6 separate regions of the Homo sapiens genome follow, and all the other regions are linked to region 1. A link is a loop called in an ENCODE intact Hi-C map of the cell type or tissue named here. Cell type or tissue: mammary epithelial cell. All regions are shown on one strand. Links, peaks and the distances in the headings refer to the core of each region. The heading gives the core; the rest is flanking DNA. Region 1 overlaps COL4A1 (collagen type IV alpha 1 chain). Region 2 holds the start of COL4A1 (collagen type IV alpha 1 chain). Region 3 holds the start of LOC124903267 (small nucleolar RNA U13). Region 4 has its middle 22 kb from the start of NAXD. Region 5 overlaps LOC105370362 (a long non-coding RNA gene). Region 6 overlaps COL4A2 (collagen type IV alpha 2 chain).

Evidence for each region. Peaks named below come from ENCODE experiments on the same cell type or tissue, not always from the same donor. Only the 100,000 strongest peaks of a DNase experiment are listed, where the experiment ranks them.
Region 2: it touches region 1 in a loop (2.7-fold over the local background); 44 of 110 quality-filtered maps call a loop at or near these places.
Region 3: it touches region 1 in a loop (12-fold over the local background); 94 of 110 quality-filtered maps call a loop at or near these places.
Region 4: a loop joins it to region 1, with 10 times the contacts of the local background. A loop is called at or near these places in 4 of 110 quality-filtered maps.
Region 5: a loop joins it to region 1, with 23 times the contacts of the local background. A loop is called at or near these places in 14 of 110 quality-filtered maps.
Region 6: it touches region 1 in a loop (17-fold over the local background); 52 of 110 quality-filtered maps call a loop at or near these places.

What each region holds. Positions count from the first base shown.
Region 1 is chr13:110,219,221-110,224,363 of GRCh38, forward strand. The region is part of intron 2 of COL4A1 (collagen type IV alpha 1 chain); the gene reads right to left. Among named protein-coding and RNA genes, the nearest start is that of COL4A1, 85 kb to the right of the region's middle. In mammary epithelial cell, for the core only: a CTCF peak has its summit at 3,176 (motif pointing right); a DNase peak (open chromatin) is centred at 3,191; H3K27ac peaks cover 311 bases.
Region 2 is chr13:110,304,700-110,309,197 of GRCh38, forward strand. COL4A1 (collagen type IV alpha 1 chain) reads right to left here and starts at 2,458. Exons shown (of 52, transcript NM_001845.6): 1 at 2,245-2,458. The coding sequence starts at 2,328. It overlaps COL4A2 (collagen type IV alpha 2 chain), which reads left to right and starts at 2,585. Exons shown (of 48, transcript NM_001846.4): 1 at 2,585-2,829; 2 at 3,161-3,248; 3 at 3,370-3,424. The coding sequence starts at 3,205. RefSeq lists enhancers at 2,214-3,047, 3,048-3,880. In mammary epithelial cell, for the core only: no CTCF peak of the experiment used is centred there; DNase peaks (open chromatin) are centred at 2,492, 3,592 and 3,732; H3K4me3 peaks cover 3,235 bases; H3K27ac peaks cover 2,572 bases.
Region 3 is chr13:110,409,831-110,414,973 of GRCh38, forward strand. The region is part of intron 4 of COL4A2 (collagen type IV alpha 2 chain); the gene reads left to right. LOC124903267 (small nucleolar RNA U13) reads left to right here and starts at 4,375; the gene lies at 4,375-4,476. RefSeq lists a silencer at 2,372-2,666. In mammary epithelial cell, for the core only: a CTCF peak has its summit at 2,592 (motif pointing left); a DNase peak (open chromatin) is centred at 2,481; H3K27ac peaks cover 1,008 bases.
Region 4 is chr13:110,590,792-110,595,934 of GRCh38, forward strand. No RefSeq gene overlaps it. Among named protein-coding and RNA genes, the nearest start is that of NAXD, 22 kb to the right of the region's middle. In mammary epithelial cell, for the core only: a CTCF peak has its summit at 2,870 (motif pointing right); no DNase peak of the experiment used is centred there.
Region 5 is chr13:110,816,665-110,821,807 of GRCh38, forward strand. LOC105370362 (a long non-coding RNA gene) reads left to right here. Exons shown (of 2, transcript NR_158538.1): 2 at 2,126-3,402. Among named protein-coding and RNA genes, the nearest start is that of LINC00567, 6.2 kb to the left of the region's middle. RefSeq lists a silencer at 2,993-3,062. In mammary epithelial cell, for the core only: a CTCF peak has its summit at 2,955 (motif pointing left); no DNase peak of the experiment used is centred there.
Region 6 is chr13:110,441,692-110,446,834 of GRCh38, forward strand. It overlaps COL4A2 (collagen type IV alpha 2 chain), which reads left to right. Exons shown (of 48, transcript NM_001846.4): 17 at 4,138-4,191; 18 at 5,107-5,143. Among named protein-coding and RNA genes, the nearest start is that of COL4A2-AS2, 19 kb to the right of the region's middle. RefSeq lists enhancers at 2,802-2,851, 2,922-3,111, 4,276-4,776, 4,777-5,143. In mammary epithelial cell, for the core only: a CTCF peak has its summit at 2,822; DNase peaks (open chromatin) are centred at 1,830 and 2,800; H3K27ac peaks cover 1,783 bases.

The DNA.
Region 1 (5,143 bases), core at 755-4,754:
GCTTTGCCTAAGAGGAAGGCGTGAGTGCTCACTCTCCTTTGCTCTATGAGACATACAACTGAACTCTTAAAAGGATGTATATGTGTTCACTAGAAGTATGTGAATGAAATTTAACAGTGTGGATTGTTGCACTTAGCAGCTACATTTATCATTACTATTATTTCTTGCATTTAAATATTTAACATTAAAGCAGCAAAGATTAAACCAATCATGCATAAAAAGCGTGGCTGCAAATCTGTATCTTCTTCCCGAAATTCTCATTTTCTCCCTCCAGCCCAGACGTCTAGCTTGAGACAGTGAATATCAGGAAATGTGTGCAGTGGCCCTCCATCAACTATGTGGGTATACGCAAGAGCTTGAGCAGCACATACAGACGCACCTCAGCTTATGATGGGGTATGTCCCAATAAGCCCATTGTAAGTTGAAAATATATATATATATGTATATATATATATATGTGTATATATATGTATATATATGTATATACATATGTGTATATATATGTGTGTATATATATGTATATACATATGTGTATATATGCGTATATATGTATATATATGCGTATATATGTGTATATATGTATATATGTGTATATATGTATATATATGTATGTATGTATATATGTGTATATATATGTATATATGTGTGTGTATATATGTATATATATGTGTGTATATATATGTATATATATGTGTGTATATATATGTATGTATATGTGTGTGTATATATACACATACATACATATACATATATATATATATATATTTGAGGCAGGGTCTCACTCTGTCACTGAGGCTGGATTGCAGTGTTACTATCTTGGCTCACTGCAACCTCAGCCTCCGCAGTAGCTGGGATTATAGTAGTGTGCCACCATGCGCCGCTAATTTTTGTATTTTTAGTAGAGACGGGGTTTCGCCATGTTGGCCAGGCTGGTCTTGAACTCCTAACCTCATGTGATTTGTCCGCCTTGTCCTCCTAAAGTGCTGGAATTACAGGCGTGAGCTACTGCACCCAGCCCAATAGAAAATATTTTTAACTCAAAAACACATTTAATACACCTAACCTACCCAACATCATAGCTTAGCCTAGCCATCCTTAAACATGCTCAGAAAACTTAAACACTGGCCTACGTTAGGCAAAATGGTCTAACACAAAGCCTGTTTTATAATAAAGTGTTTAATATCTTGTGTAATTTATCAAATTCTGTATCAAAAGTGAAAACCAGAACGGCTTGTGGCTCCTGACTGGCATTGCAAGAGTTGCCTATCGCACAATGCTAGCCCAGGAAAAGATCAAAATTCAAAGTTTTTATCTTTTGAATTTTGATCTTTCAAAATCCATGACTTTCAGATATCATGAGAGCTGTTCTATTTCTAGGAGACTTCGGGACTTGTCCTGCCTCTTCTAAAGCACGTGGGGTTGTTTGGGCAAGTTCCTCATTTCATGGGCCTCCACCGTCCTCCTTCTGACTATCATTAGCTTGGTTCTGACTACTCCCAAGGCTGCCGATGATGGAGATGAGCAAATCTGTGTGAAGAATGGGAGAGAACTCAGTGCTGGAGTCTCCTGGCCGAAAGAACAGTGGCTGGGGTCTGAGGGGTGGGAGCTGGGCTGGATAAACTAGAAGTGAAAATGCCTTCCTCCGTATGGCCAAGCCTGGACTACAACTTTTATACTGGACTTCTGGCCCCAGGATTCTTGAGTGGAAAATCCCAAGCCCTCACGATAAGGTCCATGTGATGAAGAAGGTCCACCCTGTGCTCAGCGAAAGCCTGCCTGCAGCTATAGCATTTAATGCAGAATTGTCTCCAGGTGTCCATGTTCAAGGAGAGATTTCTATTGGACAAATCCTGATGTTGAAACATTATCTGAGCCCATGATGAATTCTGGCACAATTCTAGGCTCAAGTATTCTAATATGAATTTTAACATTCACTATGAAGTTGACTGACAGAGCTGAACACTCAAGTCATATGTAATCCAAAGCTAGAAGGCGATGGTTACAAAGGAGATGCACAGTGAATATTTCTGATAGATCCACATTTACAAAGAAATAAAACCATAGATATTTTCTGATCCATGAAAATCCACTTTGCACATCAGCTTAAAAGAAAAAAATGAATTAAAAAGAGTCCTTCAGAAAATACTTTCTAAAGAACTATCATTCAACACAAGAATAACTCAAGGGGGCCCTCAGTATGGTCTTCTTATAAACAATTTAAAAGTTCCCCGAAAGCCATCCAAAAGCAAACAAACCATCTGACGTCCCCGATCCAGTAAAAATGTTCTAGGAGAACTGAGTGCTGATAAATTACTGGCAGCCAAAAAAAATCTTAAAAATTTCCAAAGGTCTTTAAATCTTACCAAAGTTCCAGACATTTGTCCATGATGAAAGTGGAGACTCACTCATGGAAGCGCACAGTAAAGCTGTGAGCAGCAGCAAAGGTCTCCAGAGGCAACTATTATCTTCAAGAGTTTTTTCTTATCTTTTTTCAGAAAAAACAGTCCAAAATGCTCTCATTAATTCTTACTCCAAAGCAGTACTCCGTTTCAAATATTGTTAAACAGAACCATTTTAAGTCAGTCCCCCAGAGCAGTCAGATTTCCACGTTGGAAAGGAAGAAAAATATGATGATGATCTTTTTCCAAAGGCTTGTGAACCTGCTCAGTCAGATTCCACGTGTGCCTGCGCTCAGGCAGCGCGTCTGTCATCAACAGCTTAATTCCGTTTTCGCATCAAACCACACCAGCAGACAGTGCGTTCTCTGGAAACACTTGTATTTTCCTGGCTCCGGGCTCCATCAACAACACATTCAAATGCCCATGTGAAGGGCCAAGCTCCTGGTCGGGGCGTCCGTAGACACCCACCCTTCATCCACCTCCAGGCACCTGCGACCCACACAGCAGCACCCCAGGGCCCTGGCACCCCTCAGCACATTCGAGAGCGCTGCCTTCATGTGAAACAGGCACATTCACACCCTCCCCGGCGGGCCCTGGCACCTCAGACACACCCATGGGATCTCAGCCAAGCACCCCCTTGTTGAAGAAGTACTCAGACACTGAATGATCTGGAGAAAACCCAAACTCTGGCAGACAGTGGATCCAGCCCGTGACAGGCCCGGGCGGAGGAACCAACGGCCTCAATCAGGGCTTGGGTGAGGAGTCTCCGTGGGCTGCAGCTGCTCGCCACTAGAGGGAGCTCTGGGACTATACATTTTCCCCCAAATAAACTAAACCTCCCTGGTGGACCTTAAAGAATTAAGGCTTTTTCAGGCCGGGCGCGGTGGCTCACGCCTGTAATCCTAGCACTTTGGGAGGCCGAGGCGGGTGGATCACGAGGTCAGGAGATCGAGACCATCCTGGCTAACATGGTGAAACCCCGTCTCTACTAAAAATACAAAAAATTAGCCGGGTGTGGTGGCGGGCACCTGTAGTCCCAGCTACTCGGGAGGCTGAGGCAAGAGAATGGCATGAACCAGGGAGGCAGAGCTTGCAGTGAGCCGAGATCGTGCCACTGCACTCCAGCCTGGGCGACAGAGCCAGACTCTGCTTTAAAAAAAAAAAAAAAAAAAAAAAAAAGAATTAAGGCTTTTTCCTAAATATTCATTGTAGTAATATATTACTATTAAAATATTAAATATTCAGTGCCATTGAACACATTCTGTGGGCGGAGTGAGAGAAATCACTTTGATATGGCCTAAAAGAACTCTATGGTAAATATTTTTAATTAGGATTCAAAATTTAATTAAAATTAAATATAAAAACTAGTAACCTGAATATCGAGGCTATTGCGTTACAGGTAAATGCGGTCAGCCTATAAATAATGAGAATGATGGATATTTTCTGGATAGCATTTTCACATCCATTTTATAAATTGGGAGAGTATTTGAATCTAATGACAATACAGAAAAAATAGCAAATTCAATTTTTAAAATAGCTGTATGGAAATAGAAAATACTGAAAAAATTACATTCTACAAAGCATGCATAAAATAGATACAAATGTAATCACAGGGAGGTCTCTAAGAAACCACTGCTAAACATCCCACTGCCAGTAAAACTTATGTAAAGGTTCTTCTTTGGTCTTCTTCCACTATAAGTTTATAGAAAACTTATGCATTAAGGTAATTTAGTCCATTCTCCTGAGTTTTGCCAATTCTAAAAGAAAAAAAAATCTATCCAGTTTTTTGGATCCCAAAAAAGATGATAACATTCTCTCCTTTGCTTAACCTATCAGCATGAACACTCATTAAAACCAAAATCACAGATGCCTCTTTCTAAACCTACTACCTAACATTCTGTTTCTCAAATATATATTTTTAAAAACATCTTCAAAACGAGAAAAACAGTACAGAAAACAAGTGTTCTGCTACAGGCTTGGAACCTCACTTGCTGCAGCTATGGACGGTGTGGATGGTTGTGCATGTTGCACACTGCAGCAATCAGAGGCCAAAATCAGCCACCGAAGCTAGGTGTTGGCACAGCAGGAGGCCTTTATCTAATATGACAAAGCTGGAAAAAGCCCAGTGGTAGCAAAACCATCCTCCAAATAAGTTGCACAGAGCTCTCTGGGGGTTCCTGCCTGGGTGACACCCCAAGGATGGCAGGACACACCAAGCAAGAGGCAGCCTCCGTGTAGACTTTAGAGGCTTGGTACTGACCTGCCAAGAGTTGGGAAGCCAACTGAGGAATGTCCCTCAAGAGAGCCCTAACCCAGGGCAGGGGCTGAAATGCCCAGTCACCACTGCCAACACTTTGGTTAACTTTTGGTTTTGGATTTTACTTACTCCATTAAAAAAAATATATATGGAATACTATCCTCAAAGACCTAGAAATGCACATGGCATAAATGAATGCTTCCAACTTGAGCTCCAGCCATTGCAGGAATGATCACACTTAGGAGGTGCTGAGAGTCTGCACATGAAATCACGCCTCTGCTCACCAGCACAACCGTCTTTTTTTTTGAAGTTCCATGAAATTTATCACAATTCTAGGTCATGACTTAGTTAAAAGATTTGGGGTAAGAAGAAAGACTGCAGGAACATAAATAATTGATAACAAAATATCAATAAGAGGTTAGCTCTCTTCTGAGTTTGTATAAGAAAAAAATATATATGTTTTTGAGATGGAGTCTTGCTCTGTCAT
Region 2 (4,498 bases), core at 499-4,498, 85 kb after region 1:
TAAACAATATGACCATAGCAGATACAGCAAATACAAAATTAAACAGCCTTTCATGAAGAAAAAACAATAAGGGCAATTCATGCCTGGCACACAGCAGGTGATGTCTGGATGTACAAATGCAGGTGAAGTGTGATTCAGACAGTGCAAAGGAGAGGTAAGCCAACAGTCACTTCCACTGGCTTCTGAATGAGGATCTGATCAAATCCACAGCATCTTATCATTCAAAATGTGCTTTTAAATTATGTTTTGCTTGGATCAGTATTGAAGCTATTTCAGTGTTATGGTACATCTAACAGCTGATTTTGGAAGGAGGTAAGCCAAAATGTTATTGATGGCATGAAAAGTGAGACAAATTTTAAAATTAGGCAGATTCAGTTTTTAAGTGATTTTCTTGTATACCCATACATCATCTGCACATTAAGCACTTTTCTCTAATTAAGCCAGGGAAAATACAGAGTAATGATAATATCTGTGAGGTCAGCTGTGATCAGAAGTGCCCACAGGCTGCATCTCTTAAAAACAGTCCATGGCACCTCAAGGGACACTGCAAAGACAGTGGCCGGGAATGTAATTGAGCTTTAGGAAATGATTAAAGGGAAGTAAAATCATCTCCAACTCAACATTAATGCGTTTGATTTCCCGGGTGAGAACAGGATTTGCGTAACTGAGTGGTTCTTTCTTTCTACAGTCCTGGATGTTTGGAAAGCCAGCTCTTACAGTTAGCTTTCTTTGCTTTGCTAACATTATCCATCAGAAAATCGAAATGCAAACAGCTCCTATTTCCCAATGAAGAACTTTCTCTGATTTACCTTACCATCATCAGGCTTCACCATCTCACCTTGGAAGCGTTCAATCTTTTGGTCAATATTTCTAGACCAAAATAAAGTGCTCTCAAGCCTGTTCTTTGGAAAGTATTTTGTCATCATTACCAAAGAGTGTTTAAATAACTGGCTATGAAGTTTGGGGAGACTGGGCTGGGAGGTACAATCTGAAGTTAATTGCTGATGTAATCATTAGTCCTTTCAATACCCAGTGGAGAAGCTGCCTCCAGGGAGATAAGCTCTCAATTAGGAGACGTGTGTGTATATCACCAGTTCTCTCTGGCATGTAACAGTTAACAATTTCTATACAGTTAAGTGGATTTAGTGAGTATCATTCTTCCAGGAGAGAAGTAAAATTTTTTTTTAAAGAGGAAAACAAAGAACAAGATTAAGAACAGTAAAAGAATAAGTATGGAAAATCTGGTAAGTAGCAAAAATCATTTTTAAGCATTTGAGGGAGAAACTGCAAAATCTGTTCAGAAGCCACACCTTCCGGCCTGTGGGACTGCATGGCTGTGACACTGAGCAACAGCTGAAGTCTTTATTCTCTCGGAGGGGAAGGAAAAAAGGAAACAACAGTCAGTCCAGGCTTGTCCACGGCTGGAAGCCTCGACTCCTGCAAACCTCCTGCAAACCGATCTCCCAGATCCTTTCTGGGCAAGCACATAACCAAAGGAAATGAAAACTAGAAAAACAATTTGTGCATGGAACAATGACATGGAGTTTCACTTTGGTTTCATGCTCAAATATGAATGTGGTTATAATTTTTTAAAATATATATTAATAGAAGGCAACGAGTTGAGGATGGTGGCTTCTTCAAGCCGGGCGTCCAGAAGAGCCCCACTTCTGCCTTGGAGCGCGCCTTAGGCAGCAGTCGTGGGAAAGCTCAGATACAGCTGTTTCCAGGCAAAGGGCCCAGAGCTTTTCAGCCTCAGCCACCAGGGTCTCCAGACAAGGAGAAATACGCCCAAAGCTGCTCCCAGGGGCTAGGAGCTCGGAGCTCCCAGTGTGGGTCTCTGAGCAGCGCGGGGTGGGCGCTCCCGGCCCTCCAGCCCCCAACTCCCTCGCGCACCCGGGACGGGTGAAGGCGCCCAGCTGCCGAGCATACCCGCGACGCGGGTTCAAATCCCGCCGGCTCCCAGGCACCCTCACCCCGCCACAGCGCGGGCTGTTTCTCCTCCCTTCCCCGGAGGAATTCCTTAACTCTCCAGTACCCATACCATAACAAAGGAGGCTCGGTCCACCAATGCGCGATCGTAGCCTACAGGGACCCCCAACGAACCCCGGCCCAGAGAATGCACCTGGCCGTGCCACGCGCGACCCCCGAGGGGCAGGCGGACGGGTCCAGGCGCGGACAAAGGGGCCTCTCGGGGCGCCCAAGCTCGGGGCGGGACGCCGGGAGCGGAGCTGGCCGGGAACTCACCTTCGCAGCGGCCCGGCTGTGCTCCTCGTGGAGCAGAAGGGCGGCGGGCAGCAGCAGCAGCCAGACGCTGAGCCGGGGCCCCATGGTGGCGCGCCCGAGGCGGCGAGGGACGGCTGCCCGGCGTGCGGGGGCCGCGGCGGACAGCTAGCTCTCGGAAGGCCGGACTTCCAGCGCTACGCACCGTCCCGGGTGCGGCGGCTCCAAGCGGAGACCTGAGCGCGGCGGGCCGAGCTCCCCAATTTGTTGGCGCTGCCCCCTCCCCCCCGGCGGTGCGCGGGCGGCGCCTCAAAGGGGAGGACCCTGCGGCGCGGGTAAGAGGCGGCGGGAGCGCGCGGCCCGGGAGTGTGGCTGCAGTGCGCCGGGACACCAGGGCTCCGCGCTCCGCACTCAAGAGGCTCCCGCGTCCCAACCCCTCGCGCCCGCGCGTTCGCGGATCCAGGCCGAGGACCGAAAGGGGCCGCCCGAGCCCCCGGGGCCGGCGCCCAGAGAGCCCAGCAAGGCCGGCCGCCCTGCCGGTGTGCCGCCGGCGGGTGCTTCTGGAAGGGCCAATGCGTTCGGGCAGCAGCCCCTGAAGCCGAGCCCGAGGTGAGAGCGACCCCCGAGCGGCGCCCAGACCCTGGCCCGAGAGCACCGACTTGGAGCGCCTTGTGCAGGCTAGGGCTGCACGCTCTCCTGCTTGGGAGTAGAAAGGGGGAGGGTGGGAGAGCGAAGACCGAGCTCCTCGGCCAAGGAGCACCCACAGGGGCCTAACGGGAGGCTCTCCTTCTTTCCGGGTCGTGGGGGGGACGGCCCTCCGGTCACCCCTGCATGCGGGCCGCGCACCGCGCTGTCCCCGCGTCTCGCGGACCGAGACCGGCGGTGAGGATGGGCTGCCTCCCTCATCCTGCGCTAAACTCGCTTTGTCTGTCGCCTCTAGGCTAAGTGGGACTGACCGGGGCCCAGAGTGGACGAACCGCCAGCATGGGGAGAGACCAGCGCGCGGTGGCCGGCCCTGCCCTACGGCGGTAAGCGACTTTCTGCCTGGTCCCCGTGGGTCACGCGCGCATGGACCCTTCGGTGTAACTCTCGGGGACTGACAAGCCGGGCCCGCACGTTCACGTCTCTCTTCCTCCCTTTCCCATGCAGGTGGCTGCTGCTGGGGACAGTGACCGTGGGGTTCCTCGCCCAGAGCGTCTTGGCGGTAAGTCCTGGCTCCCGCGCTTGGACTTGCGCGCCCGAGAGTGGTTGGGACGTTTGAGTGGCCTTGGAGAAGGCAGCTCGTCCGTGCGCTCCCGAGTGTGTGTGTGCGTGTGGATGTTCGCCAGGCTGCCCACCAAGGTTCTGAGAAAGCTTGCTCTTCCCTCATCATGCTTTCCACCTTTCCTTCCCCTTGGGTTCCCAGCGTCAATCCTGTGTTTTGCAAGCGTCGGCCTTTCACGGGAACTGGGAACTTAAAATGTAGCCTGAGGCACCGTTTTCGTTGCTTTGGGCAAAGCTGCAGCCGTAGAGGCCAGGAAAGTGTGTCAGTCACTAGGCAGTGAGACGCCAGGCTTAGGGCGAAAAAAGTTTTCCTGGAACTCGGGAGCTGGTGGGGAGTCTCTGTCACGGACTGAGGGTTTTTTGTGTTTTTAAATGGGAGTCTCTGGGTAAAGGGGCGGGGCGAGGAGGCGAACGAGACAACCTTAGTATTGTTTGAATTGAAGCATTGCGAGGGAACAATGGCAGAAAAACCGCGTTTTCTCCCAAGTCCTGTTCCGGCCCTGGAAGAGCTGCTCCGGGCGCCACACTGGGATCCTGTTCGCCGAGCCTGCCCCTCCACGCCGGCCGTGCACAGCCCTGCCGATACCGTGGGTGCAGCTGGCGACTGCACTGCGAGGCTTTGTCCATTTTATACGTTTTGTTTAAAGAGTAGGAGCCACTTTTACTGAGCTTTATGTAACCATGGCTAAAATGAAGAGGTTTGGTAGGTGAATTCGGTGCAGGACTCAAATGTTTAGACAGGAGCTGAAAGCGGAGGGAGCTTTCGAGATGTCCGCTGTCCCTCCTCTCCTTACTGTGGCCGATGGAGTAGCCCTGCCCTGTGGCAGCCGGGGCCCAGGTGGATTCCTCCTGGGAACGACCCCTCCCTCCTCAGCGCGCACTGTGCCAGAGCAGTACACAGGTACAAAGGGCAAACGTGTTCATGATTTCATTTGAATTCTGTTGTTTTTACATCGTTCTGCCCTGATGTAAAACAAACCAGGATTTTAAAGGCAGTGAGTGATGAGGAGCTACT
Region 3 (5,143 bases), core at 599-4,598, 190 kb after region 1:
TCCAAACCGGGGAGTCTTGGGGGAGTGCAGGATGTCCAGATAGCACCAGCCCTTTGTTAACTGGAGAGACGACAGACAATAACCCCGGCGTGGTGAAACCCGGCCCACACGTCCCGCCCGCCCCAGAGCCAATGCTAGGGCCATCAGGTGGCCCTGGTAGCCAGTGGTTCCAGGACCAGCATCAGACACTCGGTGTTACTGTGGACAGTAGCTTTGTACAAGTTCCTAGCGAGGTGATTTCCAAAATATTAGATACCTTTAAAGACAGAGATGAGGAAGACTGAATTGGGATCTGGCTTTTACTGTCCGCCATTTAACCTTCCTCACACCAAGCTTCAAGGCAACAGGGAGCGTGAGACATCCGTGAGCAAGAAGCCAGGCTGCTCAGCCACTCGTGGGCCACGTCCCCTGTCCCCTCGCAGGGCTTGCAGTTATCACACTCAAAGTTAGCCCAGGTTGTTCTCTAGGCGTTGTTGCCAAGCTCATAATTCCACATGTTCACGGTCAAATGTATGTTTAGATACCTTAAGTTGCTGCTAACATCCTGAGGGTAGCTTCTGGCTGTAAACAAACATAATTCTGATCACTGTGAGACTCATTCTGTTCTTGGACAGCCCCTTGGGGTTCAGTGACATGGACTCCAAGTTCACCATCTGATGTATGGGCTTCTGCCACTGGTGCTGTCATCTGGCACCTTCCTAAAACCTTCCCATTCGTACATGACCCCCAGCACCTGTTCTTTTTCTCCCGTAGCTTTCCTTTTCTTCTTGGCGTCAAATTCGAAGCCACTTTCATACCCTTTTGTTTTCTTCACGACAAAATATGTTACTGATGTTACTGTTATATCAGCTTGGTTTGTTCAGAAATCAAAACAGTGACATCTTTCTTCCATCTGGTGGAAAGATCATCAGAACCCAGCTAGGTGGTATCAGTGAATATTTCCATTTCCCAAATAAAGAAACTGAGGCTCAGGGAAGGGCAGTGACTTGCCTGTGGTCATAGAACTGGCAGAGCTGGGATTCAACCCCGGTAGCACTTCAAATCTGGTACTCTTCCTTCTTGACTGCACGGGGCTCCAAATCACGTGAATCTGTGTTTAACTGATCAGTGTTAAATCACTTCGGTTTGTTCACAAACCAAATGGCCACCATTCTGCCCTTTTCTCCTCTCAGCTGCCTTCTTCTCGATGCTCTTAAGCCCTCACTCACGGCCTGTGGGGTTACTGCAGGGACTTCTACCACCGTCTCCCACGTCCCATCTCAGCTCCTATCTGTGGTCAGCACCCAGGCCTCCCTACAGGTCTTCTCAGCCACGACAGCCTTCTCCCAAGGAACCTGGGCCTCTGCGAAGCGGCCTCCTGATTCCCCACAACTCCCCTGGAACACAAAGCTCGTCTTCTCCAAGGTCCAGCTAAACCCTGCTTCAGAATATGCTTAAACAGCCAACCTTTTTAGCATGCAGAACTCCACAGCTGTTTAGAAAATCTTCCTAATGCAGCCTGTTTTCAACAACGAATCTGTTCAGAGAAGGTAGAGAAAGCATAGGTTATGTCTAAATATTTCCCTGGAGTGTGTTACTACTTCAGAGTATTAGCCTGCAGCTCCAGGGGCCTCCTCTGCATACCTTTTGACCAGCATTGCTAAAAAGTAACAGAAATGGCTTGTTTGGGTTTCACCTTCTTTTTCTACCCATCACTCTTTAGCAGGGAGGGGGATTAATGAGCCGTGAAATGGCTACATTTGAGCAGGGTAGGGTTAAAGCAGAGAAGCCATGTTCTTAAATCACCTCTGCAGGACTGTGGCTGGCTTGGTTTTGTACGGATTTCCATGAACCCCAGGCATACATTGTTTATTTTTGTAGACAATTTGTCCATCTGCTTTTGGCTTAATTATCGCTTCAGGAAGATCAGTGGAAAAGATGTATTCAGAGTCCAAGGTCATGTCTGTTCCTCAAGGGAAGTCTGTGTGGATGACAATGCCCTATGGAACTCTTTTGAAAAGCCCCATATGACTCTTCTCTTTCATATACCAGCCAAATGGCCCAAACCTCTCTGTGCCTCAGTTTCCTCACCATAAAATGGGTACAATGACAGTACCTACCTCGTAGAGGTTTGTGAGGACTACATAGGCTGACTGTTGGAAAGTGCTCCGAACAGTGAACAGTCTAGAGTAAAAATGTCAGCTGCTGTTCTAGCTTAGTCCCAACCAGGGGTCAAAGCTAATAACCTGAAACACTCTCTTGTGGACCCTCTGCAATGGGCTGGGCCTAACAGGTCCGCCAATACACAAATTTGGAACACTTTCCTTTAAGCAAGTCAAAGGGAAGGGAATTGTCCAACCAATCAGTGATTGAGTTTGTTCCACCACCCTGTAGAAAGGAAAATGGAATTCGATGTGCTCTTTCGACATCTTTGGAACTCTGCAGTCAGGACTTTCCCCATGGGAGGTGAGCTCCCCGTGACAAATGAGGGAGCTGCCCTCTCTCCCACTGAGATGAGTCATTGTAACCCAAAACAATCTCAAAATCTTTGACATCACTGCCGCTTGCAAATCTGTGCCTCCAGCCAAGGGCCGGTGGATGCTACTGCCTGCCACCTCGTGTTCACCACCAGAACTGCACGTCACTCCGAATCTGCTGACCTCATACCCTGGCATAGAAACAGTAAAAAGACCAAACAAAAACGTGTCTTTTTTGGACCCAAGGTTGAAATCTGATTTTAAAACAGAGACATTCAGTAAGCATTAAACATCTTCCTTTTATAGCTTTCTCACAGACCTACATTGACAAACTCACCCCTTCCCTCCATAACCTTTACGCCCCTGAGTCACAGTAGTTGCCCTGAATTGCTTACGCAGGTCTGGCTTATCACCGACAGTTGTCCTCAAAACACTTGGTTCAAATGTTACCAGAACTAAATTTGGAGGAGGGAGTCCTGGCATTCCAGAGCCCTTGCCTCATTTTCTAGCGCGATCCCAGCAGATGGTCTGATGTATCTCATCAGATGCTGAGCGCGGGCCTCACTGGCCCAGCCCTCCTTTCCACAAGTCTGGTGGTCTCCTTTTTTATGACTCCACTTGAGAGGCCTGGGAAACATTCTCCCTGATAATGCAGGTGATAAAACCAGATCATCTGGTGGAACGAACAATCAGAAATTCCACTGGGCGGGCACAGGGCTTGGAGAAGAGTTGAGATTGCGGATGATGTTTTCCGGTAGATGAAGGTGACTGAAGGAATTGAATGGAGGGTGGAGGGGACTAAAGGAGAGGGTGAAGTCCTCCACAGCATGACCCACTGCTGCTCGGCATCAGAAATTGGGAAGTCATTATAATGGTCAGAAACGTGGTCTAAAAATAGAAGATTCCATGTGGGAAGAACATGAATTTCGGAGCCAGGCAGAGGGGGTAAATAGCAGTGCCATAACGCATGTGTTTAACAGACAGCACATGGAGTGTGTTCTGTGTGTCAAATCCTGCAAGAGATGCCGGGGACAGAGTGTGAATGAGGCATGGTCCCTACCTCCAAGGGCCTCGCGGTCTCACGTGAAATGTGGGTACAGAGATGTAGTATGGCAGTGCCCTGCAGTGTGCCATGGGGAAGAAGCCCCGGCCGCCTCCTCCAGTTGTGAGGAGGGGAAGATGCCCCCAGAGAGCCCATGCTTGAGTCACATCCTCTAGTGACCCTGAGAGCCTCAGGCAGCGAGGGCTGCGTGTGCCATGGCCCTGAGGTTCCAGAGAAACTGGCCCAACCGCTAGGCACTCAGTTAGACTGGAGAGTGCAGTGCACTGTGCCAGCGTGGGAAGGGGTGTGCCAGGGCAGTGGGGGACAAAAAAACGCAAAGGCTATGGCGGGGTGGCTCGCAGAGCCTGCAGAGCTGACACAGTGGCTTGGGGGCAAGGCAGACAGGTCTCTCAGAGGCCCCCTTACCTTTGCTTCACAAATGAGACATGAGCCAGCAGTGCTTGGCGGTGGTGAGCAGCCGGGACTGTGATGTGGGACCCTCAGCATGTGGGACCCTCAGGGCTTGGGGAACGGTATTGCTGCATGCAGAGCACCACTGGGTCCAGGTGCTGTGGGTGAGAGGCTCATCTCTCTGGGCTGCCCCCTCACCTGTCTACGTGAGAATTAGACACACTCCATGGCTCCCAAACCTGCCTGTGAATCTTAAGTGCTTGGGGGCCTTGCTGAAAACATCAACTCCTGACTGGGCAGTGGCTCATGCCTGTAACCCCAGCACTTTGGGAGGCTGAGGCAGGAGGATGACTTGAGCCCGGGAGTTTGAGGCTGCAGTGAGCTATGACTGTGCCACTGCAGTCCAGCCGGGCAACAGCAAAACCCTGACTCAAAAGATATGTATTCCATATATATAAATTCCCTGTCCTTTTGTGGGTCATCAGCATGATGCTGGGGCGTTCACACTCGTGTGAGACATGCCTCTCTCAAACCTTGTTAAGATGTCAGCACATGACCCATCTCACATGAAAAAATTAAAAAGAAAAAAACAAGGAAAAAGAAAAATACATATATAAATTCTTCCCAGGCTCCTTCCCTTGACTCCCAAACTGCTAGACCAGAAAATTCACAAGGTCTGAGACTCCCCGTTGTTGGTACTTTGGCGGCCAGCCCAGGCCAGTCCTGGGACAGGGACCACTTCAGAACGATCACCCGGAACCCTGTTAAAATCCAGGACAGGAGAGGGCCCAAGTGCCCTGCCTGATTGCTAATGAGCCCCCAGGTGACTCTCACGCTGCCGACCCCCCCGATCTCTCTCAGATGCCCCAGATGCTCTCTGAGGTCCCTTCCAAGTCCAACATCTTATGAAGCCTTTGGGAAAATAATCAGTTACCAATGGCAAAAAGCAGAGATGTAAATGTGAAAAGTGATATTATATTGGTCTAATTTCAAATGGCTATCACTGTCTATAATCTGTAAGACTCTTGCTAGGGAATGAGGCTTGTGTTTGCGTATTAAGCAAGACAAAGGTTGTTTTTGTATCATAATGTATGAGAAGGAAATATTCTTTTATCCAAAATAAAATGAATCCATACTCTAGGTAAGAACTTTGGAGCCGTGTTTCTCTTTAGTTTCTGTATGGTAGAATTTTTTTTGTTAATTATCTTTTTCCCCTGTCTTTCTGTAGCAGCAG
Region 4 (5,143 bases), core at 500-4,499, 370 kb after region 1:
GTCGGATGCCCTCAGGGTTACGGGGCAGCTTTTCCAGTTCCAGGCTTCATGTGCACACTGGTCCCCATGTCTCTCACCTCTCTCTAAGAGCAAAGAAACCACTCCTGGAGGCTTCCCTCCCTCACAGCTTGGTGGCTATGGTTGCTACAGTGATGATAAAAAGCCACTCGTTCATCACAATCAGCAAGGGAAATGGGACCGCAGTGCTGAGGTTGGGCCCGTCTGGATTTACCTCCAGACCCGGAGGAGAACCAGCCTTCCTGCGTCAAGTGGCAGAATTCTATCTATGCCAGCCAGTATGAAGGTTTTGGGTGGCCCCCCAGAGCTGTTCTTCCTCCTTTCTCAGGACTCCAATGGCCTAACATGCGTGGCTCTGGGCACCTGAGTTGTGTTTCCTGGACCCGCCAGATCTAAGCGGGTCAACACCAGAAACTGCGCGTGTTCATGTGGTTATCCTCCAGCATCTTGCAGGTGCCCCGTGCATGTAAAGCATAGTCACATATTTGCTTAAATGAATTCAGTAGCCTTCAACCTATTGATTCTGCCTCTCAAATGTCTAATTAAATCTATACCCACAACCATATCACGATGGTCCACATTAGAAACTTCATCAGGCGCCAAGCTGGCTACCTAGAGTGTCTCTTAATTTCCGCAGATGCAGAGCTGCAAATGTTTCTTGCTCTTCTGAGCACTCCTACATTTGATTTATTCATTTGGCATTTTGAAGTGAAGGCAAGACAGTGTTATTGTTAACTCCGTGCTTTTCTTTAAAATGTTTCTTTGCTGGCTGGGGGTGGCGGTTCATGCCTGTCATCACAGCACTTTGGAAGGCTGAGGAAGGATTACCTGAGGCCAGGCGTTCAAGACCAGTCTGGGCAACATACTGAGACCCTATCTCTACAAATCAAATAAAATAGGTCAGGCGCCATGGCTCACGCCTGTAATCCCAGCACCTTGGGAGGCCGAGGCAGGCGGATCACCCGAGGTCGGGAGTTCAAGACCAGCCTGACCAACATGGAGAAACCCTGTCTCTACTAAAAATACAAAAATTAGCCAGGTGTGGTGGTGCATGCCTGTAATCCCAGCTACTTGGGAGGCTGAGGCAGGAGAATCGCTTGAACCTGGGAGGCAGAAGCTGTGGTGAGCCGAGATCACGCCATTGCACCCCAGCCTGGGCAACAAGAGCAATACTCTGTCTCAAAAAAAATAAATAAATAAAATGAAAAAAGACAAGTAAAATAAAATAGCCAGGCGTGGTGGGGTGCCATCTGTGGTCCCAGCTACTTGGGAGGCTCAATGGGAGGATCACCTGCGCCCTGGAGTTCAAGGCTGTGGTGAGCCAAGATCACACCACTGCACTCCAGCCTGGGTGACATAATAAGATCCCATTTCAAAAAAACAGATAAAATAAAAATATTTATTTGTGATCCATCTAAACCTATATGAATTTCTGTACTCTTATTTATGTTTTCTTTTGTTTTTATTTTTATGTACTTATTTATTTATTTTTAAAAACAGGGGGCCTCATTCTGTCGCCCAGGCTGGAGTGCAGTCACTGCAGCTTCAGACTCCTGGGTCTAAGCAATCCTACAATTTCAACCTCCGGAGTAGCTGGGACTAAGGCGCACGCCACCACACCCAGCTAACTTTTTAAGATTTTTTTTGTAGTGATGGGGTCTCGCTATATTGCCCAGGCTGGTCTCTAAATCCTGGGCTCAAGCAATCCTCCTGCCTTGGCTTCCCAAAGTGCTGGGATCATAGGCATGAGCCATCATGCTCGGTTTATTCATGTTTCTAATTGTCCTCCCATCTTCTAGAGGGAAGTTAATATAACTTTGATATTTGAATTTTTACTTCGTGATTCATGTGGCATACTGAGTATGAAAATCATCTTCCTCCCTAAAGGCCATCGTTTTTTCTCCCCATGAACATTTATGCCAAATACTGTTTTGAATTTAATATTTCCACATCCCCTAAGCAGAACCCAGTCTGACTTCTCTCTCTTTTTTTTTTTCCCTGCCTCTGAGTCTACTATGAGAAATGATTCTGACTCATAAAATTGATGTATCTATAGAACAAATGGCAGTTGTGGCCCCTCCTGAAGATGACTCTTTGGGTTTCCACACTTTCTGGATTGGACTTGAATTCCTTGGTGTCATTTTCAGGGCCTCCTGCGGCTTTGCCCCACATATGCCTCAGACCCATGCAAATCAAGTCCTGGATTTTCTGGCTATTTTTACTCTAACACAGAATATAAATGTTAGACATAAGCCTTTAACAACGCCCAGCGATATTACTTCCGTCAAGAAGGAAAGATTGAACGAAACAATGGAGAATCAACAATCCCAGGCTGGGCGCGGTGGCTCACGCCTGTAATCCCACCACTCTGGGAGGCCGAAGCGGGCAGATCACCTGAGGTCAGGAGTTCGAGACCAGCCTGGCCAACAAGGCGAAACCCCACCTCTATTAAAAAATACAAAAACTAGCTGGGTGTGGTGGCATGTGCCTGTAATCCCAGCTACTCAGGAGGCTGAGACAGGAGAATTGCTTGAACCCGGGAGGTGGAGGTTGCAGTGAGCCAAGATCGCATCCCTGCACTCCAGCCTGGGTGACAGAGCAAAACTCCTTCTCAAAAAAAAAAAAAAAAAAAAAAAATTCCCAAAGGTCTATGATCCTTTCATTAATAAGATAGAATTACATAATTCTTTATTGGTTTAAGTTTTATCTTCATCAGAAGTTCTACTTGAAGGATCAGACCTAAATACAAACCATCTGATAATGACAGCTCTGGGCTAAACTGCAGGGCCCCTGGAACAGAATGTCATCTGAAGGAACTCAAGTTGGGGACATTTCCCAACACAGTCATCCTAGAGACAGTAGAGGGCACTACAGGCAAATATTAAACTAAAAAGTAAATGTCCCGTCAGGAAACAACTTGGAGTATTAGGTGTCGTACGTAATACAACAATGTAAAATTTCTCATGCTCAAAGCTAAATGAGTGTTTTCTGTTTAAGTTCTTAATGTTCTAGAGCTCTACTATTCAATATGGCAGACACCAACCACACATGCGTATTTAAATTTAAATTAATGAAAATGTAATAAAATTTAAAATTCAGCTCTTCAGTTGTACCAGCCACATTTCTTGTGCTCAACAGATATGTGGCTAGTGGCTACTATATAGGACAGTGCGGGCACAGAACATTTCCTTCATCACAGAAAGTTCTAGTAGACAGCACTGCTGAAGTCTCAGTTTCCATTATATATTACAATAGAAGGGGATTAGAATATGCCGCCTCAAGATATGCCACTTTGGCATAAAGATTATTTTGAACTGGAAGGCAATTGAGAAAAAGTAGACACAGGAAAGGCTCTCTGCCCTCCCCTCTCTGCCTAAAAGCCGGGCATAAATTTCTGTCATGGGGGTGTCCCCATCTCTCATACCGGGAAGGGAAGAACAACATCATCACTGACAATGGAGATGGCACCAGGATGCGTCTGCGTAAACTAGCTTTACTAAATAACCCTATAACCCTTCCCTTCTGTTCATTTTCCTCATATGCTCCTTTCCACAGTTTACCACCTCTAGAAGCCCAAACTCTTTTTCCTTGGTCTTGTCCTGTCTCCACAATTTATAGCCCTTTGTTAAAAGGGCATAGAACCCCAGCCCCACGGTTTTTGTTGTTTGGTTTTTTGTGGGTTGTTTTTTGTTTGTTTTTCATTTTTTGTTTTTTTTTTTTTTGAGACAGAGTCTTGCTCTGTCACCAGGCTGGAGTGCAGTGGCATAATCTTGGCTCATTGCAACCTCTGCCTCCTGAGTTCAAGCAATTCTCCTGCCTCAGTCTCCTGAGTAGCTGGGATTACAGGTGCATGCCACATGCCTGGCTGATTTTTGTATTTTTAGAAGATGGGGTTTCACCATGTTGGCCAGGCTGGTCTCGAACTCCTGACCTCAGGTGATCTGTCCACCTCAGACTCCCAAAGCGCTGGGATTACAGGCATGAGCCACCGCGGCTGGCCCCCAGCCCCATGTTTAACTGCTCCTGTGGGTCTTCATTTCTTTCCTGTGAAGTCCTCCATGCACACAAAAAATTAAAACTTATTAAAATATTAACATGAAGGCCAGGTGCAGTGGCTCACGCCCGTAATTCCAACAGTTTGGGAGGCCAAGGCCAGCGGATCACTTGAGGTCAGGAGTTTGAGACCAGCCTGGCCAACATGGTGAAACCCCATCTCTACTAAAAATACAAAAATTAGGTAGGCGTGGTGGCGCATGCCTGTAATCCCAGCTACTTGGGAGGCCGAGGCAGGAGAATCGCTTGAACCCAGGAGGCAGAGGTTGTAGTGGGCCAAGATCATGCCACTGTACTGCAGCCTGGGTGACAGAACAAGACTCTGTCTCAAAAAAAAAAATTAACATAAAATATAATTTATATGCCTTTCCTCCTATTAATCTGTCTTTTGGCCGGGCGCAGTGGCTCACGCCTGTAATCCCAGCCCTTTGGGTGGCTGAGGCGGGCAGATCACCTAATGTCAGGAGTTTGAGACCAGCCTGGCCAACATGGTGAAATCCCCGTCTCTACTGAAAATACAAAAATCAGCCAGGTGTGGTGGCATATGCCTGTAATCCCAGCTACTCAGGAGGCTGAGGCAGGAGAATCACTTGAACCCGGGAGGCAGAGGTTGCAGTGAGCTGAGATTGCGTGACTGCACTACAGCCTGGGCAATAGAGCAAGACTCCACCTCAAAAAAAGAGAAAAAAAGAATCTATCTTTTATCAGTGTGATTCACAGGCCCCAGCTACAGTACCTAAGAAGACAGAGGAAACCATTTTTTTTCCTGCCCTACACAATTCACTAAGAGTAACTGAGAAATAGGAACTATTCTAGCATGGAGGCTGCACTCCTCAGCTTATGGAGACTGTCATGTATACCAATGACATCTGTGGAAATGAAGTCACCTGGCTTCTAATCAGGTGAAGTCACCTAGCCACCCTTCTCTAATTTTCACTTTGGAGAAAAACTTAACAAAAGGTACAGGGGAGATATTTGTCTCTGTATCATTTACAACTTGCTGTATACAAATTACAGACTACTGAGAATCCTCGAGAACATTACTATGCATCTTAAGAGAGCTTTTTAATTA
Region 5 (5,143 bases), core at 646-4,645, 600 kb after region 1:
GGCTTCTGTGGCACTGTGAGGAGGCCCTTACAGGCTTGGCAGGTCCCATGAGAGTCCCTGCCAGTGGCCTGGCTGGCAGCTCCCCCTCTTGCTGCTTCCCACAACCACATGCCCCAAAGTCCACAGTCATTACTAAGGTGTAGCAAGGAAAATAAGACCATAGGCTTGGAAAAGATAAAAATAGCAACCAGTGACACCAGACCCAAAAGCCCTCAAGGATACCAATTAATCCCCTTAAAAGTAGTCTTCATCAGCCTCTTCTTCCTCTTCTTGTACAGCAAATGTTTCCTCAAGGATCAACACTAAAGAAAAATAATACATAATTCTTACTAAATGTTTTATTATTGTTCCCCTTATGTTGGAAATAGATTATACATATAAAAGAGTACATAAAATTTGCATATCTGTTTAAGGAAAAAGAATAAGGACAAACACCTGCATATGCACCCCCGGGTGACATGCCCCTACCTGTGGGCACCCTGACCTGCCCCTGCACAGGAGGCACCACCTGCAGGGTATGCAACAATTCCTGTGCTTTTCCTGTGTGTTTTCCACTATGTGTGTCTCAGTGGAGAAACGTCCTGCTCGGTTTTGTTGTTTGTGAACCTTACACAAATGGCATCTTACATTACGTAGTCTTCTATGACTTCTCTTTGCTCAAGATACATCATGTGAATTCAAGTGGCTTTGTTTCATTCTGTGTCACTGCTATAGAGTGTTCTAACACAGAACAGACCACAATCTATTTATCCAGCTTACTACTGATGGAGATGTTTGTGTTGCTTACATATTTTTACTATTACAAACAATGCTGGTGTGAACATTCTTCTAAACATCCCTATTACATAAGGGCCAGAATTTTTCCAGGCATACAACAAAGAAGGGCTATTATGGGCCATGGAACGGACATGCTCACATCTACCAGATGACACCCAGTTCTTTCCAAAGTGGTCACCCGAGTTTCCACCTTCCCCAGAATTGAAAACGAGTCCCTTTTTTGCTACATTCACATTTCTGCCAGCATTCGCTGTCGCCTGATTTTTAAGTATAAAATGGTAGCTTATTGTTTCCTTTTCTGTGAATTGTCTGGTGGGGATTTTTGAGCACTTTTCTATTAGGTTGTTTGTCTTTTACCTTGTTGACTGATATGAATTCTCCACATCTGCTGGATATGAATGTTTTGTCAGGTACATGCCCAGGCATTCTTTTCTACTTCCTGGCTCGTCTTTTTAATCTCTTGGTGGGATGGTGTCCTTTGATGAGTAGAAGTTCTCAATTTTAACATAGCTTAGCTTATTGGTTATTTTCATGATTGTGTGTATGTATGAGTGTATTAAGAGCCCTCCCTGCTCTGAGGTTTAGGAGATAACCTCTACCTCATCGTGTAAGAGGTTCATAATGGCTTTTTTTTTTCACATCGAAGTCTTTAATCCATGTGGAATTGATTTTTTAAAATATAATGTGAAGTAGGGATCGAATCTCATTTTCCTTTGTTTAGTGCATTGCCTCAGTACTGCTTATTGAGTAGTGTTTATTTGCTGTTTACACACTTATGCATATGCCATTATTAAACACGGCAGACCTGTTTTAACGGAGGTCTGTTTTCTGGGTGAGAGTGGGCTTGGCCTGCTCTGCGGCACTGCCCGTGTGTTCGTGGTCTTGCCAAGCTGCTTGTTCTAAAGACTTCGCTTTTGGAGTTGTCTTGAGCTTTGAGAGGGCACAGCCCCAACCATGTCCTTCCTGAAGAACAAGGGTCCTGGCTGTACCTGGTCCTTCATTTATTTCCATATAAATTTCAGAATCAGCTTTTCAAGGTCCATAAGAAAAGAAATCTGTGATTTAGATGAAATTGTATTGACTCTACAGTAGGTGTTTTTACTTTGTTATTGTTGTTTCCTTAAAGTAATCTTACTCAAAAAGAAATGTAAGCTCTGCGTAGAAAACAGTGAAACACGGGGAAATAAAGGAAAAAAGAAGCAGTTACTACATCACCTCGACTGCCCCCACCAGACAACACTGCTAGCATTTTAATGTCTTTTATCTTTAATATATATTTTATTATATATAAAATATCTAATAAATATATGCATACATAGTGTACATTTGCATACCCATGTATTTACAGATGCCACACACCACGTGTTCCCAGCTCTAAGAGGCCTGTTTGTCCCCATTTTACCACCTCTGGATTCAGGACACGCCTGGCTGCATTGTCTCCTTGTCTGCATAGAAACTTGTGGGACAGAAGCCGCTGGCAGACGTTGGTGGGGACCCTCACAACGCCCCCAATTCAGGCCCCTGAGGCCACAGGAAAGGATGTGGCACAAGGAGGCCAACCATGCAGTCCTGCTTGGAGCGGTGACTGGGAAGACAGACGTACCCTGAAGAAGCACAGAGGAATCGAGACCAATTGTTTTTGCCTTATTTTCCTAGTTAAGTATACAAAGGAGTGATATCAATAAAAACCTATGTCTAAATAAGTAAAAACTGCTCTTTTGACAGGTACGAAATGAAAACTCTGTGTTGAGAGCAGCTTTCTAGTTTGGGGGACAATCTTGATCTCTCTTAGCTGAATGGGAGTCTTCGATTCTATGAAGGGCCAGACGCATTGCTGGTGGGTGGGTTGGCACAGTCCACTGCAAGCCTTCACCAATGGCACTGGTGCCGCCGCTGACGCAGGGAGGAGAGGGCTGCTCTGCGGATTGACCGGTTGGAGGCAGGTGCAGGTTCCAGAGACCCCCATGCTCCCCAATGCTTGGGAGGCGCTGTGGTTTGACTTGAATGCTGCTGTGGAGTTATTGGTGGCTCCCCCAAGCATAGTTCACAAATGAACTGAGGTTTGATGTTGTTTTAGGTACCATACGTGTTATTTTCTCAAAAATATGTCCTGGAACGTCCCTGCCTCCGATGGCTTTCTTTGGGGACATGAGTTCCCTGGCATGTGGGTGGCAACACTGCCCCCTGCTGGTGTTGGGCAGCATCATCAGGCACCCGGGCAAAGGCTCCAGCCTCAGCCTCGGCCGTAGGTCACAGCCGATTGGACACAGAACCTGAGATTTTCCTACAAAGTTTAAGATTTGAACTGAATACCATCCAGAGGTGTGATCCTAAAGCAATGGCGACATTGCTACTAGGTTCAAGCAGAACTTACTTTTTCCCTACTGCTCACCAGGTATTAAATATTTAGTGACATTTCTGTTACCTGGCATTGTAATTATTTCAAATGAATTCTTGTGTTCTATATTGTTTCGTTTTTATTGGACTATGTTTTTCTTTACATGTATTGTGGATACCTTTGTAAAGACTCATCCAAATTTATTTTTTTGCTCCATATTTTGTAAGAATTTTTAGTAATGCATTTGCCTTGTCAGTATGAATCTTATATAAATTTATTCTAATTCATTTCATATTGTGGCTTGCTTTCTATTTACTGGCATTTCCTGAAATACAATGTCTATATTTGCTTTTATATGATATGTGAAGTACTTGTAAATTTACAAGTAAATTTATTGTGTTTACTTGCAGCCTATATACTTGTATTTATAAACACAACATATTTCTTGTTAGCTACGTGGCTTTCCATTTTTCTTTTTTGGGTTTAGTAGAAAATTACCACATATCTAAAACTTATTATCTCAACCAGATTCCAATATACAATATAACTTTATTTATGCCCGTGTTTTCCTATAATATCTCTTGAAAATAGCTTTCAGTACATAAATGCTTAAGGTTTTTTTTTTTCAAAAAGCGTCCTGTGGGTTGGGAGGCACTGATGTGTCCCCAGTGCCAGCAGGTGTGTTGGCTGTTGGTGATGGGCCGCTAATCCAGCTGCTGCCGGCTGACTGTTACCGTGGGGATGACTTTCAGGTGTCTGATGGCGTTGTCAAGCAGACTCTGTGGACACAGGGAACTTAAGGACTGCCTCGCTCTGAAGTGGTTATCTCTGCAGTTAATGTTTCCACCGAGGACTCTGCTTCCAGCCTGTCCATCCTGCCCACCTAAGAAAACCCTTAGAAATAAGGGGTGAGTCCCTCGAGGATTTAACTGTTTAGTTGTGAAATGGGCACGTGGCGTCCAGGGAACACAAGCAGCAGCGGAACTGGACAGCAAGGGCTTCGTGGGGAGCTGAGTGTCCTCTGAGGGTGGTGGCTCCTGCAGGGAATGACTTACGGGTTCAGGGTCCCTGATCTGGGAAGGCCCAGCCCCATGCCCCGTGTGCTCTCTGGGGCCCACTTCCCATCCATAGTGGACTGGTTCAGGCTAGACCCTCTGCAAATCTGGAATAAGGTTTGCCTTCTGCCTTGGTGGAACTGAGAGGTGACAGCATGCTGGCAGTCCTCGGAGCCCTCGCTTGCTCTTGGCACCTCCCCTGCCTGGGCTCCCACTTTGGTGGCATTTGAGGAGCCCTTCAGCCCCCCCACTGCACTGTGGGAGCCCCTTTCTGGGCTGGCCAAGGCAGGAGCCCACTCCCTCAGCTTGCAGGGAGGTGTGGAGGGAGAGGCGCGAGCGGGAACCGGGGCTGCGTGCGGCGCTTGCGGGCCAGCTGGAGTTCCGGGTGGGCGTGGGCTTGGCGGGCCCCGCACTCGGAGCAGCCAGTCAGCCCTGCTGGCCCGGGGCAATGAGGGACTTAGCACCTGGGCCAGTGGCTGCGGAGGGTGTACTGGGTCCCCCAGCAGTGCCAGCCCACCGGCGCTGTGCTCGATTTCTCGCCAGGCCTTAGCTGCCTTCCCGCGAGGCAGGGCTTGGGACCTGCAGCCCGCCATGCCTGAGCCTCCCACCCACTCCATGGGCTCCTGTGCAGCCCGAGCCTCCCCGACGAGCACTACCCCCTGCTCCACGGCACCCAGTCCCAACGACCACCCAAGGGCTGAGGAATGCGAGCGCACGGCGCAGGACTGGCAGGCAGCTCCACCTGCAGCCTCGGTGTGGGATCCACTAGGTGAAGCCAGCTGGGCTCCTGAGTCTGGTGGGGACGTGGAGAGTCTTTATATGTAGCTCAGGGATTGTAAATACACCAATCAGCACCCTGTGTTTAGCTCAAGGTTTGTGAGTGCACCAATCGACACTGTATCTAGCTGCTCTGGTGGGGCCTTGGAGACCCTTTATGTCTAGCTCAGGGATTGTAAATACACCAATCAGCACT
Region 6 (5,143 bases), core at 462-4,461, 220 kb after region 1:
CCACCTACCCCATGTGATTAAAGTGCTGCTGTTAATTTCCTACCATGTGCTGGTAAAATTATAATTATCTTTAGTTTTCCATCTTCAACACAAGGGACTTGTAGTATTTAAAAGTGCATTTCCAGGTGCCTGTAATCCCAGCAGTTTGGGAGGCCAAGGTGAGTGGATCATAGAGGTCAGGAGTTCAAGACCAACCTGGCCAACATGGTGAAACCCTGTCTCTACTAAAAATACAAAAAAAAAAAAAATTACCTGGGTGTGGTTCATGCCTATAATTCCAGCTACTCAGGAGGCTGAGGCACGAGAATTGCTTGAACCTGGGAGGCAGAGGTTGCAGTGAGCCAAGATCGCACCACTGCACTCCAGCCTGGGAGAGACAGTGAGACTCTCTGTCTCAAAAAAAAAAAAAAAAAAAAAAAAAAAAGGGCAGTTCCACAGAGCTGCTCCCTGGAACTCCAAAGTTAATGAAAGACAAGATGCTGTGTAAACAGTGGCCACCTGGCAGCTCCAGGGCTGGGGCCCAGATGTGAGGATGGTGAGGCGTCAGGCTTTCATTTCCCAGCTTACTTTCTGCAGTTGCAACAACTTGCGAAGATGCAGATATTTCCAGTTAAGTGGGTTACAGGGAGGCAGTTTACTCAACTATAGAAATGGGAAATAGGCAGACATACACAAATGACGCAGCCGCCGTGCTTGTGAGCACCGATCTGCACCACAGCTATGTCCGCCCTCTGCCATCCCACTGGCCAGGTGGCCATCACTCCATGACTTTCATTTGTTCCCCACCCAACACCTCCCCCTAGACACCAAAAGCCCCTCCAAGGAGCAACTGCTCGGTGACATAAACAGTGCATCAAAATGGGAGGAACCAGAAAAGAAAAGATATCCTGGGTAGGAACTTGCCCTCCTCTACATAAACACAGAATTGGTTGCCTGTCATCCCCACTGAGATTGTCAGAACTTCTATTAGTTCCAGCCTTTTCTAAAAAGGAATGGAGACGTAGCATTTATGAATTTGGTTATATTCAATTTTCTGATAAATTAGAGATGGTTTCGTCTCCTCTTTCTAGGGGAAACATATCTTTAGTAACTGAGCAAATGCTGTCCACAGTGTTATTTTATAATTTTGAAATAACTCCACAGAGTTATTTTATAATTTTGAAATAACTCCACAGAGTTATTTTAAAAAGTGTTCGTTGAGACCTAGTCTCCTTTGAGGAATACATGCCACACCAACACGCGTCGTGTTGTGGGAAGTCCCCCCTCAATAGGACCATTGTCCTCTATGAGGACTGTCCAGGACTTCAGGGATGTTGCATTTGCACAGGCTGCAGTGTCGATGACTTGGACTCACCAGATGCAGCCTCAGTGTTCCCTGTGGCTGTGTGTAGGTTTCCTCTGCAAAGCTTGAAGTGGCAGACATGACCTCAGATTGAGTTCTTTTATGGAACTCTCACTGTCTTTAGTCTTTTATACTAAATCGCATCTCATTTGCAGGCTGGCAGGGTTTCTTTGCAGAGGCGCCTCTTTCAAGAGGCACATGCGTTCTATTTAGCCTAACAGGTGCTCCCTCGGCCACTGCAATGAAAAGGGTACAACAGGCAAATGAAGAACAGAAAGATAACAGGCCAGTTCACACCACGAGAGACAGCAGACTGCTTTTAAGCTTTAGAAACATGCATCTCCCTAAAAAAGCCTAGCCATACATTCTTTTCATCTGTTTGTGTCAGCTAGTCCCTGAGGACTTCTGCCCAAGGACTTTCCTTACTCCAGTTATTTCCACCCTTGAAAAACATAAAATCAACCTTGTACTTCTAAAATTGCATAATCAGAACTTCCTATGAATCATATATATGACCTCACTGAATTCAAATGAGTGATAAGTTATTAGATTTGGGGGAGGGCCGGGGAGAAAGGAGGTTGCAGTTTCAAAGCCCTTCACAGTTATCCATTCTAAAATAGTGATCTGCATGTCAGTCTCCTGACCTCAGCTTTCCCTAAGGGTGGGCTCTGTGGTGAGCTTGCTAGCAGGAGTACAGACCTTGCCTGGAAGCGGGGTCTCAGGGAGCCCGGCGGAGCCTCCACTGGGTCCTTCCCGGGGTGGTTGCCAGCCTGACTCTGGGAGCGCCTGGGTGATTCCTCCTTGGCCATCCCTGCGCCTCCCCGACCCTGTTGTGTTTGCCACTGAGAAACAGAGAGGAAAAAGTTTTGATCGTCATTTTGACTTAGGGTTCCCGCCTATCTGGGTTTCACTGCCAGTGGTCTCAGATGAACCCTGAGGGTGCATTTTCTCCTTAAGTCGTGCATAACCCTCAGCCTCCCCCGAGTCAGTTGACCTGTTGACCTGCCGCTGGGAACTCCCCTGGAAAGTTTTAGCTCATTGCTTTGGCTCTTGGGGTTCCAGCTGCCTCAGAGGAATCCTGAGTGCTTCTTAAGTTGTCCCCCTTCCCCAATGGGTTTTCTATAATGCCCAGTGCATTTCAGATGGTTCAAAGTGCCCATGCTGTCTTGGACCCTTCAGCAGAGATGGCAACACGTGGTGTCTGGGGTGCTTGTTTTGTTTGCTGAGGATGCCACAGCATAGGTGTGTGATGCTCGTGGCCCAGAGTGAAGCTCAGATTTGACAAATTCCAGGGCACCCTCTGAGCTGGCCAGTCTGTGGCTGTGCTCACAGCTCCCACTGAGTGTCCAGCTGCCAGCTCCTGTCATGCCAGGTACTTGAGGATTCCTAGCTTAGCTTATGACGTGGCCTCTAAACAGGACCTCATTTTTAAAATCACAGAAGTTTGTCTTTACTTTTGAGTCTTCAGCTCCACCTAGCGTGAGAGAAAGTCCGGGTCCAAACCACAGGACCACAACAACACACACAAAGTGAAGCCCGTCTCAATTCAGTCTAAACAACATGACTTTCAGCACACCTGCTCCTGGGTGTCAAGATAACCTCGAAAGTAATCAGAGAATGGACCTTTCTTATACCTGTGGCATCTGGCATTCTGAATTTTGAGAGCTGAACCATGCATGTTCTTTAAAAGAGGGAATACATTGCTAGATTTTTAGAGAGCTTTACTCTTCTGTCCAGATACCTCATGATATGACTCAATGATAAACTTTTTCTTTCAAAAAATGTTCAAGGGAATGAGAAAACAAAACTTAGTGTTATAGTTGTTTTCTATTTTTGAAACAGGGTCTTGCTGTGTTGCCCAGGCTGGAGTATGGTGGTACCATCACAGCTCACTGCAACCTCAAACTCCTGGGTTCAAGCGATCCTCCCACCTCAGCCTCCCAAGTAGCTGGGACTGCAGGTGCCTGCCACCATGCCCGGTTACATTATGTATTTTTTGTAGAGGCAGGGTTTCACTATGTTTCCCAAGCTGGTCTCAGACTTCTGGGCTCAAGTGATCCTCCCACCTTGGCTTCCCGAAGTGCTGGGATTACAGGCATGAGCCACCATACCCAGCAGAGATTTTTTTTAATGAAGAGAAAAAACTCTAACTTAAGAAACCTTAATGCGTCTATTTTGGTACTAAATGAAGATTTTCAAAACCTACCCTGGGAGAGAGTTTCAACAGTTGGTTCAGGTTGTCAACACCTGACCCCACGATCAATCATAAAAGCAACCCGACACTCATATCTTCTGTAGGAGAAGAGGTGCCCAGCATCCTCCGCAAATGATCCCTGCTGAAAAGGGGAACCTGCACCTAGGGCAGCCTCCAGCCCTAATGACTCACGTGGAGGAAACGTGGGGTTAGAAGAACAGATTGTACAACACCACGGGGGTGAGACTGACTGCAGCCCACCACAAAGAACATCTGCAGCACAGATGACCCAGTGTCTTCAACAACCACAAAATGATACTAAAAACATAGAAAGGAAGAAGGGACTATTGTGAATTAAGTGAGAATTCAGAGGCATAGCATCCAAGTGTTATATTTGGACTTTTTTGGCTCCTGGTTCTAGCAAAGCAACCTTAAAAAGACATTTTTGAGACCCAAGTCAGGGAAAATTGAGCACAGACTGGGTTAATACATGACTTTAATAAACTGTTGTTCATTTTGTGAGATATAATAATGCCATTGCAGTCCCTTTTTGGAGTTATACATCAGAGACAAAAATTAAAAGCAAATATCTTTCTTGCAGGGAAGCCGAGGCCTGGATGGCTATCAAGGGCCTGATGGACCCCGGGGACCCAAGGTGAGCCCGTTTCTCATGTCTTTGCCACTTATGGTGTCTCGCCCACCCTGGCTGGCCTTACTCCCCTCTTGATGGTGTCCTGTGGAGGCATCCCCTGCCCTAAAAAGTACAAGATCCCCAAATACACGGCCTCTGACACTGGACAGACGAGGTGGATGGTGACCTACGAGCCACGTGTGCTCCCTGCCAGGGAGAAGGGTGCCACCTGCCACTCAGGGCCACGTAGGGGTGCGCTCAGGCACAGAGGAAGCCAGCAGCCCTGGGGAAGGCAGGCCTTGTAGTAACAAGAGGGTGCGGTGCCCCTGGTTTCCAAGGGAGGATGTGGCTTGTGTGAGTAATTCCTGGGCTTGCAGGGAGGGGAGACCATTAGGTGGAAGACCAGGTGGGTGCTGCTGGTCTAGCTGAGAGGGGAACGCACCCGTGGGGAACCTGGGTGGGGGCACATCTGGAGAGGACTTCTGAGCCGGGTGAGGCTCAAAGAGGTGAAGGTGGTGCGCGGGATGCTGCCTTATGACAAATGCTGCCTTACGACACAGATGGCGCTCCACGGGGGTCCTGCGGCCGCATCATCTCCCAGCCCACCCTCGCCAGGCGGCTCGGCTATCACTACCCAAAATGTAATAGTCTGAACTACAGAAAGCACAGTCTCCTGGCATTCGACAAGGATTTCAAAATGAGATGAGCCCCTGCCTGTCTTGTTCTCTTTGGGCACCTGTGGCTGGTGGCTGGGATGCCAGGCTCTGCCACCCTAGCATGGGGATGCTGCCCCAGGCACTGTCTGTGGTTCCACTGGTTGAAATAGCTGCTCTGCCAGCCTGACGGTCCACGCTCGGGTTTCTTCTTTGGAAATATGTGTACTGTCAAAAACTCCAAAAGGCTATTCTCACATCCTGTTTTTCTCTTTTCTTTCTCTAGGGAGAAGCCGGAGACCCAGGGCCCCCTGGACTACCTG